Linked DNA regions of Homo sapiens: regions 1 and 2 are each linked to region 3. The links are chromatin contacts, found by Hi-C or POLR2A ChIA-PET in ENCODE. All regions are on one chromosome and are shown on one strand. Each heading gives the region's core, a stretch centred on a gene start or an enhancer-like site at or near the end of the contact. The rest is flanking DNA. Distances are from core to core; before and after follow the strand shown. Region 1 holds the start of FSD1 (fibronectin type III and SPRY domain containing 1). Region 2 holds the start of MPND (MPN domain containing). Region 3 holds the start of LRG1 (leucine rich alpha-2-glycoprotein 1).

Evidence for each region. A loop is a pair of places that touch in the nucleus more often than their neighbours do. ChIA-PET counts read pairs that join two places held with the same protein, here RNA polymerase II (POLR2A). Pooled maps may share reads with other maps.
Region 1: a pooled map shows a loop between it and region 3 (2.5-fold over the local background). The contact joins the promoter of FSD1 here to the promoter of LRG1 in region 3. A Hi-C loop is called at or near these places in 1 of 50 pooled maps.
Region 2: a loop to region 3 is called in a pooled map, with 2.7 times the contacts of the local background. The contact joins the promoter of MPND here to the promoter of LRG1 in region 3. A Hi-C loop is called at or near these places in 1 of 50 pooled maps. POLR2A ChIA-PET finds 5 or more read pairs at or near these places in 4 of 52 experiments (HepG2, PC-9 and WTC11).

Annotation. Positions count from the first base shown.
Region 1 is chr19:4,303,201-4,306,298 of GRCh38, reverse strand. FSD1 (fibronectin type III and SPRY domain containing 1) reads right to left here and starts at 1,701. Exons shown (of 13, transcript NM_024333.3): 1 at 1,538-1,701; 2 at 258-353; 3 at 1-101. The coding sequence starts at 1,552. RefSeq lists a silencer at 1,578-1,747.
Region 2 is chr19:4,342,304-4,345,584 of GRCh38, reverse strand. MPND (MPN domain containing) reads right to left here and starts at 2,023. Exons shown (of 13, transcript NM_001300862.2): 1 at 1,985-2,023; 2 at 1,591-1,877. The coding sequence starts at 1,991. RefSeq lists a silencer at 1,882-2,171 and enhancers at 2,240-2,971, 2,992-3,111.
Region 3 is chr19:4,538,288-4,541,429 of GRCh38, reverse strand. LRG1 (leucine rich alpha-2-glycoprotein 1) reads left to right here and starts at 1,394. Exons shown (of 2, transcript NM_052972.3): 1 at 1,394-1,448; 2 at 2,479-3,142. The coding sequence starts at 1,417.

The DNA of each region.
Region 1 (3,098 bases), core at 452-2,951, 240 kb after region 3:
TGTTTTATCTTCATAAGCATGCCTTCTTTCAGCTCCTCCAGGAGGGAGAAGAGGGACTGGAACTCTGCTTCGAGGTCCTCCTGCACCTTCGCCGAGTTCGCCTGGGTCGGAACAGCCAGAATCGGCCAAAGCCCGTGTTCAGAGAGGGAACCTGAGACCTCCCACAGGCATCAACAGCAATGGGCCAGTTCCTAAGGCTGCACCCTCCAGCTTCCTCCCCTCCCCTTACCTCCCCAGGACTGCCCCACCGCCTTCACCTCCACGTTCAGCAGCATCTGTTTCAGGGAGTAGATAAAGCTCTGAATTTCTTCATTCTTCACAGCCAGTGTTTTGATGATCTTCCTCAGGGCCTCCTGCACCACCAGAAGTGTGGACACACACAGGTGCACACACACATGTGCGCACACAGGTACACACACGTGTACGCACATGTACACACGTGCACACACATGCACACACGTACATAAATGCACACGCGTGCGCACACACATGCACACACATGCGCACACACACACGGCAGGCAGGTGAGCCCGTCAGCCTGGCCAGGCTCCCTGACCCGCGCTCCCCTCCAGGGATCCAGAGAGGAGATGTGGGGGCTGCCACGCTATTGAGCTTGGGCACCAGCCAGGAGGTAAAGCTCCGGGCTGATACAATTCACCCATAGCAGCTGGGCGCCCTAAGCTACCCCATATTACAGGAGAGGAAACTGAGGCTCACAGAGAACCTCTCAGGAAGGGACAGACCCTGGCCCCGAACCAGGCGTGCTTGAGCACAAAGGCTACAACCCGATACCTACATCCTGAAGGTGGGGCGTGAGGGGCTAGCCTGAGGACAGAAAACCCCAGAGGAGAAGGATGTCTGCTGGAAAATGGGCTAACCTGGGGAAAGGGTTCTCGGTGGAAGGAAAAACCCCAGGGAGGTGGGATAGCCTGGGATAGGGGCTAGCCTCGGAACAGGGGTGGGGCCTACCTGGGGGAGAAAGATAAGCAAGGAGAAAGAAATTACCTGGGCAAAGGTGGAACCTGGGGGCCAGGGATGCGGGGGCGCCAGGTAAGCGGGGAGGGGGCAGGGAGGTCTTGGGGAAGGGCAGGGGATTCTGGGAGGGAGGATCCCGCTCGGGAGCCTCTTGCTCTGACCCAGGCTCCAACCTGCTCCTTTTTCCTGGGGCAGGGTCGGTGGGGTCCGCACTGCGGAGCTGGCGGGGCGTCTTCCAGGGGTGGGGCGGGGGGCCGGGACGCCTGGTCCGCGGCCAGGAGGGAGGGCGTGGGGGATGGGGGTCAGGGATGGGACTGGGATACTGGGCAGGGTGGGGGGGCGTAGAAGGCACGTGCCTGGCCCCAAGCCAAGATGTGGGGGGGCTGCGTCCCAAACTGGGGTAGGGGGGCTAGATCCGGGCGGGGTCGCGAATGGGGTGGGGCCTCAGCCGCAGAGCAGCTGGGGTGGAGGCGGGGAGGGAGTGGGGGCGCTGCGGCAACACCTGGTCCCCTTCCCCGCCCCCGACGCCCCTGCGGGCCCGCCCTGCCCCACCCCGTCCTACCCTCTGTTCTTCCATGGCTGCAGCCCAGGTCACCCCGGCCCGGCCCGCGGGCCCCGCGCACGCTGGGTCCCCAAGCTGCCTTTGCCGCGGCCGGTAGCCAATGGCCCGCCGAGCCCTCGCCGCCGCCGCGCCCCCGGTTAGCGCTCCATCACCGCGCGCATTGCGCAGGCGCACCCGCCGCGGCCGCCTGGGAAATGTAGTTCCGCGCTGGCCTCGCCCAGAGCCCTCACATCCAGCGCCTGGGGCTCACTGGGCGGTGTTGGTGGTGATATGTGAGCTGGAGAGAGCCTTGGATGAGAAGACAAGGGGCTCGACCCCTGGCCCTGCCGTGGGACCTCAGAATCATCTCTAATGCTCCCGTGCCTCAGTTTCCCCACTTGTTCACTCACACAGGTTATCCGTTGCTACTCAAATTGTCTAGCCCGCCTGGCATTTACTGAAAATCTAAGGCTTTTGCCCAAGAGGGTGTTTAGCCTCCAGTGCCTTCTTTCCATTTGTCCCTATGTCACAACTGAACTCCTATACACCCCACAAAGCCCCAGGCTCCAACAGCTCCTCCAGAAGTCTCCGTGCCAGCCCAGGTGCGGAAGCTAAGAATGTCTGGGTCCAGCTTTGGAAGGACCTGGGGGCTAATCTATCCAGGGTCCCTCAGCAGACGGTGGGGGGAAGGGTGGAGCTTCAGAATGTTCTGGGGAGGGGAAGGAGTGGGTAGGGGAGGCTGGGCGGGTGTACGTGTCTGCAGGGGAGGTGCAGGCATAGCCACCGCAGAACCTCCCTGTGGTGGAGGGGAACGCTGTGTACGATGCAGGCCTTCTAGGTCCGAGTGAGAAAGGAGGTCACTCTGCAGTTGGGTCTGAGACATTGAGGTCTGTGGGTTCGCCACCTCCTCCCAGAATGCACTACAGAATCAGGGGTGAGGGATGCAGGGCTGGGAGGAACTCGAGAGCCCATGAACCTCCTCCACGGGACCCCCAAGCAGGTCATGTAATAGGACCCAAAGTTATCAACAGAAATCTATTTCTCTGAACCTCAAAGGAAGATTTTTTAAATTATTATTATTATTTTTTTTTAGAGACGGACTCACTCTGTTGCCCAGGCTGGAGTAACGGGGCGCAATCATGGCTTACTGCAGCCTCCAACTCCTGGGCTCAAGCGGTTCTCCTGCCTCAGCCTCCCGAGTGGCTGGGACTATAGGCATGCACCATCACCCTGGGTTGGTTTTGTATCTTTTTTTTTTTTTTTGAGACACAGTCTCACTCTGTCGCCCAGGCTGGAGTGCAGTGGCAGGATCTCGGCTCCCTGTAATCTCCATCTCCCCAGTTCTGGCGATTCTCCTGCCTCAACCCCACTGAGTAGCTGGGACTACAGGCGCCCACCACTAGGCCCAGCTAATTTTTGTATTTTTAGTAGAGACCGGGTTTTGCCATGTTGGCTAGGCTGGTCTTGAACTCCTGACCTCAGGTGATCCACCCGCCTTGGCCTCCCAAAGTGCTGGGATTACAGGCCTGGGCCACCATGCCCAGCCTGTATCTTTTTTTTTTTTTTTTTTTTTTTAATAGAG
Region 2 (3,281 bases), core at 774-3,273, 200 kb after region 3:
CACACCCACAAACCTGATCAGCCTGCACCAAGCTGCCTGGCAGATATCTGCACCCCGCCCACCATGACCAAGAAACCCCTAAGATCGGGGATAGGGTCTGTCTGTCTTGATCACTGCTGTGTCTCCAGGATGCAACACTCAGCAGTTGCTCCATTCAGAAACTCCCATTCAGAAGGGGAATAATGTGCTACCATTCACAAATCAAACAATAATGACAACAGTAATAGTAATAATACAGGGCTGGGTGCAGTGGTTCACGCCTGTAATCCCAGCACTTTGGGAGGCTGAGGCGGGCGGATCACCTGAGGTCAGGAGTTTGAGACCAGCCTGGCCAACATGGTGAAACCCCATCTCTACTAAAAATATAAAAATTAGCCAGGCGTGGTGGCGGGTGCCTGTAATCCCAGCTACTCAAGAGGCTAAGGCAGGAGAATTGCTTGAACCGGGAGGCAGAGGTTGCAGTGAGCCGAGATCATGCTACTGCATTCCAGCCTGGGCAACAGCGCGAGACTCTGTCTCAAAAAAAAAAAAAAAAAAAAAAAAAGGCCGGGCATGGTGGCTCACGCCTATAATCCCAGCACTTTGGGAGCTGAGGCAGGCGGACCACGAGGTCAGGAGTTCAAGACCAGCCTGGCCAATATAGTGAAACCCCGTCTCTACTAAAACTGCAAAAAAAAAAAATTAGCCAGGCGTGGTGGCGCATACCTGTAGTCCCAGCTACTCGGGAGGCTGAGGCAGAAAATCGCTTGAACCGGGAGGCAGAGGTTGCAGTGAGCCGAGATCGAGCAACTGCATTCCAGCCTGGGCAAAAAAGCGAGACTCTGTCTCAAAAAAAAAAAAAAAAAAAAAGTACTAATACCTACCACAGATAAAGTGCTTACCATGTGGCAGGCGCCTGCTGAGGGCTTTATTCATTTAACCATCCCCTAATTTTCCCATGGTGGGGAAATATTCCATTTCACGGCTGGGAAACCACAGGAAGGCCGGGGTGTTGCCCATCTGACCCTGCGCGGGTGGTGGCTCCTCTCTGAGCCTCAGCTTCTCCTTTGTGGGATGGGGTGTTTGGTAATCTACGTCCTCCCCACCAGAAGGACCCATCTGTGCCTCAGATTCCTCTCTCCACATGGGGCTTGTCCCGTAAAAAGAGCTCCGGGCCTCAGTGTCCCCTCCACGGGAGCTCCTCCTGCAGGAAAGGAGCTCTGGGCCTCAGTTTCCCCTCCCCACACTGGGGCTTGTCCTAAAGCAAGGGAGCTCTCCAGGCCTCAGTCTCCCTTCCTCACACCGGGGCTCTTCCTGCCGCCAAGGGAGCTCCGGGCCTCAGTCTCCCCTCTTCATGTCGGGGCTCTTCCTGCAGCCAAGAGAGCTCCGAGCCTCAGTTTCCCCTCCTCACACTGGAGCTCTTCCTGCAGTCAACGGAGCCCCGGGCCTCAGTTTCCCCTCGCCACACCGGGGCTCGTCTCTCAGCAAGGGAGCTCCGGGCCTCAGTGTCCCCTCCCTACACTGAAGCTTGTCCTGCAGCAAGGGAACTCCAGGCCTCAGTTTCCCCTTCCTGCCCGAGCCGCGATGGGACGAGGGAGGCGGGGTGCTCACCAGGTAGTAGATGGACAGCACCCCGGCGCCAGGCTCCAGCAGCGCGTCTTTGAGGAGCACCCGCAGTGTGACCGCGCGCCTGGTGAGCGCGCCCCCGGGCCCGCCGCAGCCCCCCGCCCCGGCCCCGCCGCCGCCGCCTCCTCCGCTGACGCTACTGCCGCCGCCGCCACTGCGTCCACCGCCCGCTCCCGCATTCGGCCGCTCAGGGTCCTCGGCCTCCGCTTCGTCCTCGTCCTCCTCCGGCGCCTCCTCGCCCGCACCGCCCGCCGGGGACAGCGGCTCCGGAGCTGCGGACAGCGAGAGGCTGCAGGGAGGCCGCTCGCCCCACGGCTCTGCAGCCCCGCGCCCCTGCAGCCCCGCGCCCCGCGCCTCCGCCCCGCTGGGCCCGCCGTACCTGCCATGGCCGCGCCTCCCCGCGCCCGGAGCTCTAGACTCCGGCTTCCCGGCACGTCACGCGGCCCCGCCCCGGGGAGGGGAGGGGCGCCCCAACCATTGGCCGTCGCCGGGGTCGGGGGAAGGGCTCGGCGCGCTGGGGTGGGCGGAGAAACTGAGGCCTCGGGGATGCCCACGCGGGAGAGAGATCGGGAACTCAGCCCTCTGGGAACATTCGGGAAACTGAGGCGTGACGGGGTGTTGACCGGGAGCTCATTGGTGCGAATGGGGAAACTGAGGCCTCGCTGTCCAGGGATAGAGGTTGCAAGGTGGAAGCCTGGGGCGGGTGCGCGAGTGGCTCAGCCTGCTGCAAGGAGAGGAGAAGGTGAGACCTGCGGTCACCGCACTTGAGGAACTCAGAGGCCTCGGCCTTTAGGACCAGGGGAGAAACTCAGGTCCAGGGGAACAATGCGGACTCCAATAGGGAACAGCCTCGCGCAGACACAGGTGGAGCCAAAGAGCCCAAGCCGGCCTCAGTCGCTAAAGAATTAACTCCCACCCTCCCGGGCGGCCCTCGACTGATTCCATGATTGGACCGTTGCGGAGCCCGCCAGCCAATGATAAGAGTCCCATTTATTTCACCCTCAACCAATCGATAGCAAGCTACTGGATTCCCGCACCAACCAATCCGTGTCAACTATCTGATTACACCAACTCGGATTTGACCAATGGGCAGACGTCCATGTAAACCAATCAGTAGAAACCCTTAGTTATGAGCGCAAACCATCAGAGGCAGGGACTGGACTCACCAGCCAATCAGCTCCGGGTATAAGGCCAGCCGAGTCCGGCCCTCCATACCCTTGGGCGGAGCAGGAGGCAGGGCCGGGCTCGTTGCGCGCCTGATCAGTGCAGCCCCGGCCTTTGTCCCCTACCCTGTTTCTGCAACTACATCCCCGACCCTGTCCTGGGACCTTCGTCCCGGAGCCCAGGCTCTGGGATTTCCCTCAGTCCCTGGCAGGGTTGAAAGTCCGGGATGGGGACTTCCTAAAGCTCCGGGACGCCGTGGGATGGGCTCAAGTGCGGGTGGCTTTGCCCAGACCGCAGTCGGGAAGTGGGAACTGGACAGTAGGGGTGCGGGGGAGGCTCTCCAGGGTGCTCGGGAATGTTCTCAGGAAGAAGACTTGACATAGAGCAAGAGCTGGGTACATGTGAACTATTGTTGTCCAGCCCAGGCACCCTTTAGGGGCCCCACCCTGACTGTCCAGCCAACAACGGGCATCCCCAAGGCCTGCAGACTCAGCATAGCCCAAACCGGCCTC
Region 3 (3,142 bases), core at 145-2,644:
GCTTGCAGTGAGCCGAAATTGCATCACTGCACTCCAGCATGGGTGGCAGAGGGAGACTCCATCTCAAAAAAAATTAGCCAGGCATGGTGGCACGTGCCCGTAGTCCCAGCTACTTGGGAGGCCTTGGACCCATGGTCAAAGCTACAGTTAGCTATGATTGCACCACACTGCTCCAAGCTGGGTAACAGAGCAAAATGCTGTCTCAAAAAAAAAAAAAAATGACGGGGCATGGTGGCTCACACCTGTAATTTTAGCAGTTTAGGAGGCCGAGGCCAGTGGATCACATGAGCTCAGGAGTTCAAGACCAGCCTGGGCCACATGGCAAAATCCTGTCTCTATTAAAAATATAAAAATTAACCAGGCACGCTGGTGCATGCCTGTAGTCCCAGCTACTCGGGAGGCTGAGGTGGGAGAATGGCGTGAACCCGGGAGGCGGAGCTTGCAGTGAGTGGAGATCACGCCACTGCACTCCAGCCTAGGCAACAGTGCAAGACTCTGTCTCAAAAAAAAAAAGAAAAAAAAAATAGTCATAGCTGCAGATAAAGGTGACACCATCATACCTAAATATTTAGAACTCAACAAGAATGCAAGCACTCTGCAGCCAAGTCCATGAGATGCAGCCAAAGCTGTTCTCAAAGGGAAATTTGTAGCCTCCAAACGCATTTAATAGGAAATGAGGAAGAATGGAAACAATAGCATGGATGTCAGATTCAGATGAAGAGAAAAAAGGGCAGAAGGAGCCCTTGGAGATTTGAGTTCAGCTTCATAGATGGGGAAACTGAGGCCAAGAAAAGTTAAGTCACTTGCCAAAGGTCACAAAGCAAAGGTGTTCATGACAGAGCTGGAATTCAGAACCAGGTTTGGTTCCTCCCAAGCCACTGTCTAAGGACCGTAGAGACGTTTGGCATTACTCACTATTGGACTGTATTTTTAAAATGACTTCTTTTAAAAAAAGCAATATCAACATACCATGAAATCAAGACGAGTTTTTTTGTTCTTTTCAGTGAGCTTCTGGGTTGCTCAAGTTTATGGTAAATCCCTCCTCTTGCTCAGAGAGCTGTCCCTGTCTCCAGGAATAGTGCCTTGCAAACCTTGACCCTTGAACTCCGGGTTGGGGGAAGTGAGGATGCAACTAGAGAGACTCTTGGATGCCCCCCAAAAATCAGGAAGCAAGGAAAGAAAAACCTGTGTTCTAGAAGCAGGGTCAAAAAGGGGTTGAACAGGAAACAATTTCCAGGAAGCAATTTTGTAATCCTGACCCCTCCCCTTCCCCTGCCTGGCTTAGGCTCAGCCCCTATCAGGAACTGGACGGGGGTGGGGACTTCCCCAGGGTTGGTTCCCCTGCCCCCAGTCCAGGCAGGTATAAGGCCACCTCCGCAGGCCAGGACAACCCAGAAGCAAAAGAGCAGAGCTACCATGTCCTCTTGGAGCAGACAGCGACCAAAAAGGTAGGTCCCCACACTACCTGTCCTAGGCAGGTTTGAACGCCAGACCATGCGGAGATACAGGACATTCCAGCTAACCCATAGAAGTCACAGGGAGCAGATACAGGCCTGGTGGCTGGCACAGATCAACCTTATCTGTGACAGAAAGACTGGCGCGTGCACACACACACACACCCCTACAGAAGCCCAGGTGGGCATGGGCAGCAGGGAGCCGGGGGAGGCTTCTTGTTAGAGGCCTGGGGCCACAGTGACCAAGGCTGTCGAGATCATGTCTGATGGCTGCCGGGCCAGGGAAGCCCTGGAGGAGGAGGGGAAGCCCCAGGCTTCCAAGGGTTGTGGTGCTAAGTGTAAACCACCGCTTCCCAAGGCCAAATGCCCACCCTCAGACCTGGCCAAAGCAGGACACACTTTTCATGTTCAGAGGCTGCAGTGAGCTGTGATCATGCCAGTTCCCTCCAGCCTGGGCAACTGAGCAAGACTCTGTCTCAAAAACATGAACCTGAACGTCTGTCTTCCTCCAAGCACCCAATTGGTCAAGAGTGGACAAAAAGACCAGGATCCCAGAGCAGAGAAGTCTTCATGGAAAAGAGGGCATTGGAGCTGGGGCTTTGAAGGATGAATAGGAGTTCACATCAAAACACAGAGCCAGGGAGACAAGGACTGACCCAGAAAATAAGCCAGATCAGAAGAAACTAGCAAGTTGGACTGTGAATAATTAACAGCTCATGGGGGCTAGGCTGGTGATGGGGAAGTGTATTCATATTATGCGGGAGTTACACTCAGAAACTCAACTTTCCTAGAATTATAATTCTCCCTGGAACAGGGGCCACTTCTGGCAGCTGTCGGGGGTGAGGGTAGAAGCTGGAAGAGGAGGAGGAAGCAACTGCCCTAGTACAGGTGAGAGATGAGGTAGCATAGTCCAGGCTGGTAGCCGCAGAGATGGGAAGAAGTGGGCGGATTTGCTGGTGTATTTTCACCTAGCTGAGTGTATTTTCACTGTGGTTTAGTAAGCATCTTCTGTTACTGCCTGCAGCCCAGGGGGCATTCAACCCCATGTTTCTAGAACTCTGTTCCTGCTGCTGCTGTTGGCAGCCTCAGCCTGGGGGGTCACCCTGAGCCCCAAAGACTGCCAGGTGTTCCGCTCAGACCATGGCAGCTCCATCTCCTGTCAACCACCTGCCGAAATCCCCGGCTACCTGCCAGCCGACACCGTGCACCTGGCCGTGGAATTCTTCAACCTGACCCACCTGCCAGCCAACCTCCTCCAGGGCGCCTCTAAGCTCCAAGAATTGCACCTCTCCAGCAATGGGCTGGAAAGCCTCTCGCCCGAATTCCTGCGGCCAGTGCCGCAGCTGAGGGTGCTGGATCTAACCCGAAACGCCCTGACCGGGCTGCCCCCGGGCCTCTTCCAGGCCTCAGCCACCCTGGACACCCTGGTATTGAAAGAAAACCAGCTGGAGGTCCTGGAGGTCTCGTGGCTACACGGCCTGAAAGCTCTGGGGCATCTGGACCTGTCTGGGAACCGCCTCCGGAAACTGCCCCCCGGGCTGCTGGCCAACTTCACCCTCCTGCGCACCCTTGACCTTGGGGAGAACCAGTTGGAGACCTTGCCACCTGACCTCCTGAGGGGTCCGCTGCAATTAGAACGGCTACATCTAGAAGGCAACAAATTGCAAGTACTGGGAAAAGATCTCCTC